Regions from separate parts of the Homo sapiens genome. Here region 1 is linked to region 2. A link is a loop called in an ENCODE intact Hi-C map of the cell type or tissue named here. Cell type or tissue: CD14-positive monocyte. All regions are shown on one strand. Links, peaks and the distances in the headings refer to the core of each region. The heading gives the core; the rest is flanking DNA. Region 1 overlaps CFAP61 (cilia and flagella associated protein 61). Region 2 overlaps CFAP61 (cilia and flagella associated protein 61).

Evidence for each region. Peaks named below come from ENCODE experiments on the same cell type or tissue, not always from the same donor. Only the 100,000 strongest peaks of a DNase experiment are listed, where the experiment ranks them.
Region 1: it touches region 2 in a loop (1.8-fold over the local background); 3 of 110 quality-filtered maps call a loop at or near these places.

The regions. Positions count from the first base shown.
Region 1 is chr20:20,246,750-20,252,129 of GRCh38, forward strand. It overlaps CFAP61 (cilia and flagella associated protein 61), which reads left to right. Exons shown (of 27, transcript NM_015585.4): 20 at 4,846-5,014. Among named protein-coding and RNA genes, the nearest start is that of CFAP61-AS1, 18 kb to the right of the region's middle. RefSeq lists an enhancer at 1,996-2,245. In CD14-positive monocyte, for the core only: no CTCF peak of the experiment used is centred there; a DNase peak (open chromatin) is centred at 2,252; H3K27ac peaks cover 1,149 bases.
Region 2 is chr20:20,292,566-20,297,945 of GRCh38, forward strand. The region is part of intron 24 of CFAP61 (cilia and flagella associated protein 61); the gene reads left to right. Among named protein-coding and RNA genes, the nearest start is that of CFAP61-AS1, 27 kb to the left of the region's middle. In CD14-positive monocyte, for the core only: no CTCF peak of the experiment used is centred there; a DNase peak (open chromatin) is centred at 3,236.

The DNA of each region.
Region 1 (5,380 bases), core at 170-5,169, 46 kb before region 2:
AAACATGGCTACAAGAAATATTAGTTTCTCTGCCTCTAGAAACAAGCTCCTAATTTTTCCAATAAGGAGGAAGGAAATTGTTCCCTCCCAGGGGATTCATTTTAGATTCCATGATGAAGGGACCCTCTTTCCTCTGTGAAAAAGACTCATTTTGCCTTCGAACAATGAGAAAAAACACAACTTCCTTGCCAGCAGAACGGGTTCGTTTCCACTTTATAATTTTATCAGACTATAAACTTTTTTTTGAAGGATGTCCTTATGATACAAAAAAGGGCATGGGTTTGAGCCAGGAGGATGTGGATTCAGATCCTGCCCCTGCCACGAAGGGCCTGGGCAAGGAATTTCATTTCTCTGAGCTTTGCTTTTTTTGATCACGAGCAGTACACGAGAAGCCAAGCTTGCTGGATTTTTTGTTAAAATTAACATAACACCAACTTCTGGCCAAGAACACATTCTCTCCATTTCCCTCTTTCTAAATTACACGATTCCCAGGAAATGCTGGTTTTATTGGCAAATGTCTTAAGAGGAACTTAATTCCATCAGCGTAGTGAAAGTTTCCCTCAATCCCATGTTGCGTGTGTTTCAGGAGAAAACAGCTACCGAGGGGGCTTTCTGCAGGTGTGACGCTGCGTGGGCAGACTGAGTGGGTGGAAGCCACTGGCGTCCCTGCTGCTGTCCCTGCCTCCACAGTCTCAGCACAGCAGCCAGAGCAAGGCTGCGGAAAGCTGGCTCAGATCACATCGCCTCCTCACCGCCCAGAACTGCACTATCCAATATGGTGGCCACTAGCCACGTGTATTTACATTTAAATTATTAAATGAGATGAAAAAGTCGGCTCCTCACATTAGCCACATGTAGCCAGTGGCTACCACATTGGATAGAACAGATAAGAACATTTTCATCATCGTAGAACGTGCTGTGATGCTCCAGCCTAAACTCTGTCTCCATCTACTTAATTCTCCAGCCTCACCTTTTATTATTTTTGCCCTTTTTCTCCCCATTTGAGCCACACCAGCCTCCTCGATGTTCCTCAGATGCAACGGGCAAGTCCCCACCTTGAGGTCTCTGCTTTTTGCTCTTGAATGTTACCTTTTCTATGAGGTCTATCCTGACCACACCATTCATTTGAAGCCAACACCCCAACACACTCCAGTCCCTCATACTCTGCTCTGTTTTTTTCTTGCTACTTAAATCCTCCTAAATATTGTATTATTTGCCTTTTGAAATAATGTTTATTCTTCATATTTATATCCAGAATCCTTCAACTATAATATAAACACCACAAGGGCGGAAATTTTTGCCTTTTTATTCATTGATTCATTGATGTATACTCAATACCTGGGTCAGTCCTTGGCACATAGCAGATGCCCAGTAAATAATGTGGAACAGAGGAAAGTTACCTCCAGAAATACCTGCAAAACTCCTCTCAAGCAAGTGTTAGGGTCTAAATAACACAGCCAGACCCCTTTGCATGGGTAACTGCATGTCATCACATTTCTTAGAAACCACATATTTCAGTAAGATTGAACCATAAATAGGAGATGTCTTTCAAATGGTCCTCATAACCCCAATAAAGGAAATTATCTCTGATCATGGGGTTTCAAAATAACAGGTGCAAATGACATTCATAAATTTAGTAATTTAAATCCCTGATTCCAAATACTAATTTTGAACTTGTCGTTAACCATTGTTTTAATTTATTATTGTTAGAATTTTTGAACCATTTCTGTCTTCTTTCCCACCGCCCCCATCCAGCCTCTTGTGGAGGTGCTAATGGCATGTCTGGGATGCAGCCGAAAGGAAGGCAGTGGGAGAGGAGAAGGAACAGGAGGCAGGAGAAATCCACTAATTGGACAATCAGCACTGATTAATTGAAAGTTAATTGTGATAGTCCTTTTTCTAGGAGTGTCACAATTAATCTTTTATGAGAATTTCTAAGGTTCTTTCCAGCTCGGAAGAGTCATGATTCCACGAGGTGCAGGTCTCCACTGACTCATCTGTGGCCCCCAGAGCTTGCTTCTAACTGCACACCTGGAGCTTTGGACTAGGCTTTTGACCACAAGGTTGGGGGCACTATAACCTAGAGCAAGCTGCTACTCATCTATGCCCTCTTCCAGGAATTTCCCCGTCCTCCATTTTTGCTTTTTGTTTTTCTCCTCCTTATTATCTGTCTTCAGAACTTTCTATGAAGACAGTCTTTCACATTAGTTTTGAGTCACGGTCAAGCTCACTTGAGGAACAGGAAGTTTCACTGATGTGCCTCCTTTGGTTCCTTCTCTGTTTTCGGATGAAGCCTAGTGGAGGTATTTCTCTCACCACCAGGCCATGAGTCAGGCCCTGCTATGTTAGAATATTAAAGCTTATTCATTCTACTTAAAAAATAATTTTGGAAAAATATCACTTACAGTCTTCGATATATAGTTTCACTCAACTGGTGAGGAAATTAAGGAAGGTCCAGAATGGATAGTAATATCCAGAATGGGTAGCAATCACTTATACAATGATATTTTAAACTGAGAAATGGCCAGGTAATCCCAGCACTTTGGGAGGCCAAGGTGAGAAGATTGCTTGTGCCCAGGAGTTGAAGACCAGCCTGGGCAACGTAGGGAGAGTCCCATTTCTACAAAAAAAAAAATTAAATTAGCCAGGTATGGTAGCTTGCACCTATGGTCCCAGCTGCTCGAGAGTCTGAGCGGGGAGGATAGCTTGGGCCCAGGAGGTCAAGGCTACAGTGAGCCATGATTGTACCACTGTGCTCTAGGCTGGGTGACAGAGTGAGATCTTGTCTCAAGTAAATAAAATCATTCAATGTAGTAACATATTGTAACAGCAATCACCCCACATTCTTCAACACTTCCTTTTGTGACTTAGTAAAGTTTCCTAAAAATCAGTGGTCCCCAGTGCCATTCCCACTGGACAGAGCTTCACATTTTAACTCTCAAATATGCATTCTGATGTGATCAATGCTACTGTCCTGCTGTCATTAAAAATATCATTGTCTTTGCCTTCCACAAATTTCCCCTGAGAGCCTTTATCTTTGGGCACAGCCTCATAAAATGAATCCCTGTGCACTAACTGTATTTAACTTTTCCTCATCGTGGATGGCTTAGAGTAGGGATCTGGAGCAGATAAAAAACAATCTTTCATGGGTCTCTCACAAATGTGGGAAGCCATGACATTTCCTGTATTCCTATAAAGCTAATGAAATGGTTTTTACAAGAGAATTTCCTCTCACTATCCATTATTTTCCTGTGATAGGCCAGTCCCCGATTTTCTTTTCTTATTAAGAAGAAATTTTCTTGTTTTTAAGTTGTTTCACAGAGCCCTTTCACAGGTCCTGTAACAAGGTCTAATATGCCCCCATGACTAGAATTCTCTTTGTGTGGTAAGACCAGGCTTATGCGCAGATCAAAAGGAAGAAATGTTCCCTCATTACCACTTCAGAATCTTGTTTGCCTCCAAAGAGAGTAAACAGGGTTCTGTCTCATTAATATTATTTAGAATAATACTCTTCACATACGCATCCTGCCTAACAAAGCAGCCTGTCTTACATTCTCACGGTCACTCCTTATAGCGGTCAGCAGTGGAGGAACGTAGGGAGAGCTCATTACCCTGTGTTAAGAGGTGAGGAAACTGAAGACAGCAGGAGGATGCAGAGTCCAGGCTTGTCAGCAGCACAGACCATGGCAGGGTTCTTTTTGAAGAGGACTGTGCTGCCAAGCATAGAAGTGGCGCGTGCCTCCAGTCCCAGCTACTCAGGAGGCTGAGGCAGGAGGATCACTTGAGCTCAGGAGTTTGAGACCAGCTTGGGCAACATAGTGAGATCCTGTTTCTAAAAATAAATAATAAATAGATGAATAAATAAAAATGTTAGTGTTTTTATGTTAAGAGAAAAAAGGAAGAAAAGAATCATACAGCCTAAATTAAAAGAAGCACTTAATGTCCTATTACCTTAGACTCTCAGTATTCAGAACAGAATCACTAAAAGGTGGTTTACCTGAGGTCAATCCTTTCAGAAAATTCTGGAAACAACCCTCACAAAACTGTTTAAATAAACCCAAAGCCACAAGAAACCCACTCTTATCATACTACGTGAAAGCGCTCAAACTCCAAGAGAGCCCAGAAAATGGAAGCCAGTGCAGCCACAGCACGCTGAAGCCATGGCATGAATGGCCGCCCTGGGCCTGCTGGCGGTCGAAGTCTCCGTTCCTAGAAAATCACCTCTGCCCTGAAGGGTGAATCCCAAAGTCTCCAGGGAGTGTACTTGCTGCGAACCTAACTCCCTAATTGCTATATTCTTGAAGTAAAATGGGTTTTGTTGTTTTGGCAGGAAGCCATACGCTAATTCTCAGAATGAGTGATTACTGAAAAGTATTAGCGAATAGGAAGGGTTCTCGGTATTCAAAGATTCTGACCCCTGGCTTTGGGAATCCTCAACAATGTCACTTTCTTCCTTCTCATTCCCATTGAGGCTGTGGTCAATACACCAATTTAACAGCTAAAGTAAATTTACAACCACTCTGAAGTAGAAGCAGAAGAAAGGTATAGTATGAGTGATTTCACACACACACACATACAGATAAACACACACACACACACACACCCCTCCCACCCTCCCAGTTGTGGGCTGACCTAAGCCAGGTGGAACAATTTAGCTTTAATGGGAAGATGTCAATTTGTAACTAAGTGTTTCATAACGAAAAATCTCCTAGTATCAGTCCTGGTAAACTCACAGCAAGAGCACGGACTCAGCCCACTAGGGGACTTGAACCAGCTCACCAGATGTCTAATTAATGCCCGCTGTCAGCTGCTCAGATGTCACTTACGGAGCTTCTCTCTTTGCAGCCACTGTTTTAATGATAAAGATTATGCACTGATGTCACTGTGCTCCTGGGTTAATGTCGTGGTGGGTAGAATGACCGGCATAGACCGAGCAGCCAAGCACGTTGTGCTTTCCACGGACGAGATCGTGCCCTACGACCACCTCATCCTCTGCACCGGGCAGCAGTACCAGGTAAGGCCGGGCACAGGGGGCGCAAGCCACGTGTCTGGAGAGCTCCATGAAAGCCATTCATATGTTTACTGGGGCACACACACTCTGGGTAAAGAGCATCCCTCTGCCTGGACAGCTGCTGCTCTAAATTCATAAAAGCACCCTTCAGGGCCCGCACACATAACCAGAATTATGTCCGCAAACCCTCCCAGAAACCCATTCCAAGAAAAACATTCTGCTCGAGGATAAAAATCACAGCAAGTTGGAGAAATGTCATTCTTTAAGCTGTTGTCCAAAAGTCTAACACATACTGCTCGCCCTAGCAGAATCCAGACGCAACCAGGCATGCATTTGTGGTAAATTAATTTATGCCTCAAGAGGCTAACA
Region 2 (5,380 bases), core at 281-5,280:
CTTAGATGGGAAGACTAGAGGGTTAGATCAATGGTCCAGATCATCTGAAGGCTTGTTTACTAAATCCGAAAGCTTGTTACTCAGCTGGGCTGGGATGACTCAAGGACCGGAAGTGTTCACCACAGCCTCCCCACCTGGGCTGTCCTCAAGTGCCTGGGCTTCCTCACAGTATGGTGGCCTCAGAGTAGCCAGACTGCTCACGCAGTGGCTCTGGGCTCCAAGTGCAAGTGTTGTTACTAGCAAGCTGGAAGCTGCGTTGCCTTTTATGACCCACCCTCAAAAGTCCCACAGCATCACTTCTCCCACTCTCTCTGTTGGAGCAGTCACAGCAACCACCGAGATTCAAGGGGTGGGGAATAGAGAATCCATCTCTCAAGGCAGAGAGTGTCAGGGTCATATTGCGGGACGGTGTGTGGGATAGGGACACTGTCGTGGCCATCTTTAGAAAGTAAATCTGCCACCAGTGAGGTGGGGCATGAGGTAAATAGGATAAAGCCCAGAGTATTCACAGGCTAAGCACTTTGATCATCACAGATAAATAACTCGAGTCTAATATGCACAAGAGCTAGAACATATTGGACTTGGTTTCAGCCAGAACCAGATTCTTCAAGGACAGTGCATGATTTCCTACATGCGGCATCGTTTATTTATGAGCCACCGACTCTCTCTAAATAAAGTCAGAGGAGGAGCCAAAAGGGGTTTTTAGATAATGAGAGTTTTAATAAGAGTGCAACTTAAATAGATTCTTTGGCTGGTGCTATGACAGTATGTGAACAGGACCCCTGACTTTAATTAACCATTTTGCCAGGTGGGCCTCCTTTTTAATTAGTACAGAAGATCTAAACAGATTTTTTTTCCATTTTATTATCCAAGAAAGAAAAATGTAGGATGGCTCCATGGCAATCTTTTGGGGTTGGAATTAATTTGATTAAGTGAAATCGTTGCCAAAATGGTCAGGCAGTCACCTAAATATAGCCAATTGATCAAGAATGGAGCCCATTGAACAATATTTCGCCAGAGAAATTGAATTACTATTCATACACTAGATATAGCACAGACAAATCTTATCAGACTTTTATAGTGCTCACTAATTGGAATATTTAAGTCGGAAGATACTGTAGTAATTCATGAGCTCTTTGAGAGGTAACCTGACAAAAGGAAGAAAGGGGACCCCAAGTCGTCTACATAATAAACTAATTTACAGATTCCAGTCCACATGCTTTGTTGGCGTATATACCATGGAAGAAAGAAATTTGTCACAACAAATTCTGCCTTGGATACCATCAAATTTAAAATTGTGTGTTCATCATGAGAGCTGGGAACTTGATTTCTTGAACACCAAGTCTGATGAATCCTGTGTCTTCCATTTGGCATGAATTCCAGAACCATTTTCCAACCTTTGTCAAAATCATAAAGGACCTCAAAAGGATAATTATATTCAGGGAAAAAAAGAAGAAGAAAAACCACATCAGAATCAGTGACTCCATCAAAATCTTAAATTTAATATCCAAATTTTTAAACAATTTGCTCGTATACTTAAAATAGGGGAAGACACCAGATATACCCTACCAAACCGGAAGGTTGCAAAATAATCGTCCTGACCCCAGAACCCTGCACCATGTGGGCAGGGCTGGGAGGTGCCCTACGGCATCACTTAGTGGAGCAGCTTTCTATGAGCAATTGCAGCAAGAGTTCTGGGCTTCACTGGGTTATCCTGTTCTGTCAGCGACTGTGAATAGGAGTGGCCTGCACTACAAGGGTAATTTGTGTCTGAGAAACCCCTGTTTGAGTGAATTGTATTTAACATGAATACAACATATTTTGATGCACTCTCAGTTCCCAGATGGACCCCTCCAGTGATGCTAATGTGGTGCCAAATCTCCTTCAAATGGACACTGCTCCTTCCAAAGTTAAGATCAGCCATCAGTGCAACCTCCTCATCGCTTTCTCTAGTGTAGCTGCTTCTGGACTCTAAGCCCTCATTTCTGTAAGGCCCTGTATGCCAGGATTATGCGGACAAAACTTACAGAGGAGGCCAAAATATGATAATGCAGTCTTTACGTTTAAAAATAATACCAAAAGGTCGGGCGCGGTGGCTCACGCCTGTAATCCCAGCACTTTGGGAGGCCGAGGCGGGTGGATCATGAGGTCAGGAGATCGAGACCATCCTGGCTAACAAGGTGAAACCCCGTCTCTACTAAAAATACAAAAAATTAGCCGGGCGCGGTGGCTGGCGCCTGTAGTCCCAGCTACTCGGGAGGCTGAGGCAGGAGAATGGCGTGAACCCGGGAAGCGGAGCTTGCAGTGAGCCGAGATTGCGCCACTGCAGTCCGCAGTCCGGCCTGGGCGACAGAGCGAGACTCCGTCTCAAAAATAATAATAATAATAATAATAATAATAATAATAATAATACCAAAAAATGCAACAAGTCCATAACAAAAAAAATCACTAAAAGTGATGCTGATGACAGACTCTCAAGGAACAGGATGACATTTAAGGCCACAAAACGCTCAGACTCTCACTGCTCTCAGCCTGCAGCCTGCAGGGCTCCTCAAGGACTTGACAAGTCACCACCAACTAAGTGACTGTGACCCTCGTCTTGAGGTGCACAGCCTCGGCCACGTACATGGAATCCAAGTCAGCCCTCCTAAACACAAAGAAGTCCTTGTAAGCTGAAGGTGGGGGATTTAGTGAGACTCTTGGCAAAGTCAAGATTTGTTAACCACATGGGTGGATCTCAAGGTGTGCCCCCTTGACACCTGGGCTCCCTTTCTTAATCACTTCCAACAATGAAACCTAAAAGGAGGAGGAGGCCTGGGGAAGCCTGGCAGATAAAACTGTGCCAGAGTCTGTGGTGCGTCCTCTCCCAGACAGCAGCCTTACTGCCGTGGTGCAGGAGCCACCCCTCCTCAGAACTCGCCTGCAGTTTTCCAGCTTTTTCACCAATCATCCCTTACTGTGACGGGGACATGTACCCCTGGGTTCAGAAGCCAAACCTAAAGCTGCTGTTTCCAAACTCAAATGGTCTTTCAAGTCTTGTGTTTAATTTAGAAATACACATGGCGGTCACATTCTTCACTGTGTATATATCTACATATATTTTAATTCTGAAATACTGCTGAATATCCTGGGCCATCAGGTAAAGTTGACACCAGGGGTTATTCTGTGAGGTCATGCGCCCCCACCCCCACCCCATGCAATGGTGTGAGTCATTGCTCAGACCACGAAGTCAGGACTTGAGGAAACACACGGGAATGAGCAAAGCCCATGTGGCATCCAGGCCTAGAGAGATGCCTGTGGCAGGAGCTGAGGGCAAGGGATGAGCAGAGGAGACCAGGCCCCTGCAGCCAGAGGCTCAGTCCTGGCTTTTTCCAAACTCTTCTCCAGAGGAGCCCGCCCTTGCACACCAACGCCTGCATGCTTCCCTCCTTCCTTCCTTCCTTCCCTCCTTTCCTTCCTTCTTTCTTTTCTTCCTCCCTCCCTTCCTTCCCTTCCTTCCCTTCCTTCCCTCCTTTTCTTCCTTCTTTCCTTCCTTCCTTCCCTCCCTCCTTCCCTTCCTTCCTTCCTTCCTCCCTCCCTCCCTCCTTCCCTCCTTCATTCCTTCCTTCCCTCCTTTCCTTCCTTCACCTCCTTCCCTTCTCTCCTCCCTTCATCCCTTCCTTCCTTTCTTCCTTCCCTCCCTCTTCCTTCCTTTCTTCACCCCTCCCCCTTCCCTCATCCCTTCCCTCCTTCCCTTCCTTCCTTCCTTCCCTCCTTCCTTCCCTTCCTTCCTTCCTTGCTTCCTTCCTTCTTTCCTTTCTTCATCCCTCCTTCCCTCCCTCCCTCCTTCCTGCCTTCCTTCTTTCTTTCTTTTCTTTCTTCCTCCCTCCCTCCTTCCTTCCCTCCTTCCTGCCTTCCTTCCTTCCTTTCTTTTTCCTCCCTCCCTCCTTCCTTCTTTACTCCCTTCCTTCCTTCCTTCCTCCCCTCACTCAATTTGTTCATCAAAAAATCTAGTTCCTTGCCATGCCACAGCCTGAGTATTTAAAAATAACTTTTCCTCATTTTAGAAGTAATGATCATTTTTTAAAAATTAGAAGCTGCAGATAGTCAAATAACTGTAAGGATAAACAATAAAAATGACCCAGTCTCCCAACCACAGAAAGTGACCGTTAACATTTTGTGAAAATGTTGATACAAAACAAATGAAATGATACTGTGCATTTTTGTAAACTACTTCTAAAGCATAAAATGTACTGTGAATATATCTCCCTGTTATGAAATATATTTTAACACTAATTTTTTTGAATACATTGTCCCCCATTGTCGGTGGGCCATTGTTTTTTGGATAACATCTTAATAAGTTTGGATTTTTTAAGCACTTTGTTATGGTGGTAGATTTCCCGTCTATCCATCCATTTCTATAAACAAAGGACCATTTCCTCTCCCTTGAAGCACCATCCCCCAACCCCACTTGCTCCTCCCTCACCCCCAAATGCCCAATCTCTCACACACGCACCTGGGGGTGGCCCAGGACTCACCTGTCATGCCTCCTGTATATCTCACCTTGTAACTTTACAGTTGGCTGAGTCCCCCCAGAGGGCTTTGCCATGTGATACCCCAACACCCACCAGTTGCCTGTATTGATGTAAAAGTTAAACCGTGTGTCCTTTTGTTTAGACAAAATCCCCAGGTGATGTCCAGGACTAAGTAAATGTTTGGGATCCAGGCAGTTCAAATTGCCTTGGATTTCTAAATGCCACATTCAAGCTCAGAAGAGAAGCTTAAATCTATATGCACTCAAAGAACATTTATTGAGCGTTGCTGTGTACTAAGGTCAGAGTCTAAGGCCAAAGTGAAGGTTCAGTCACCCCCCACAAAACTCATGTTTGTCTACAGAAGCTTCCCACTGCCTGAGCCAGTGGGGAGCCATCCACGGCTGAAATAGAAGAAGTCACTGTGGCATGGAATTGGAGCAGCATCTACCCTTGTCACTTGGGCTGATGTGGCAATTGGAGGTGGTTTCTACAGGGCAGAAAGTCACAAATCCACACTTTTAACAATTTGTAAACCAGAAAACCACCTGCAGAATGTGTATGTGCATCTCCCATAGCCTTGAACCTTCTTCCTGGGAACAGACCTTTTCAAATGACTGACCTTGCCCAATCCCCGCCATCAGGCCTGGCCTTTTACTTCTTTCTTTTGTTCAAGTAATCTTGAAAATAACTGAAATTATTTCTGATCAGTTTTGACTAGGAGGTTTTTCTCAAAACGATGCTGTGAAAGCAAAGAAATTTAACAGTGTTAAAACACCTCAGAGGAGAGAATAAACCCAGTTCCACTTATTAGCTGGGTGTGCAGTATTAATAAAGGGTTGGTTGTAACCTAGCAACTAGTTTAGAAA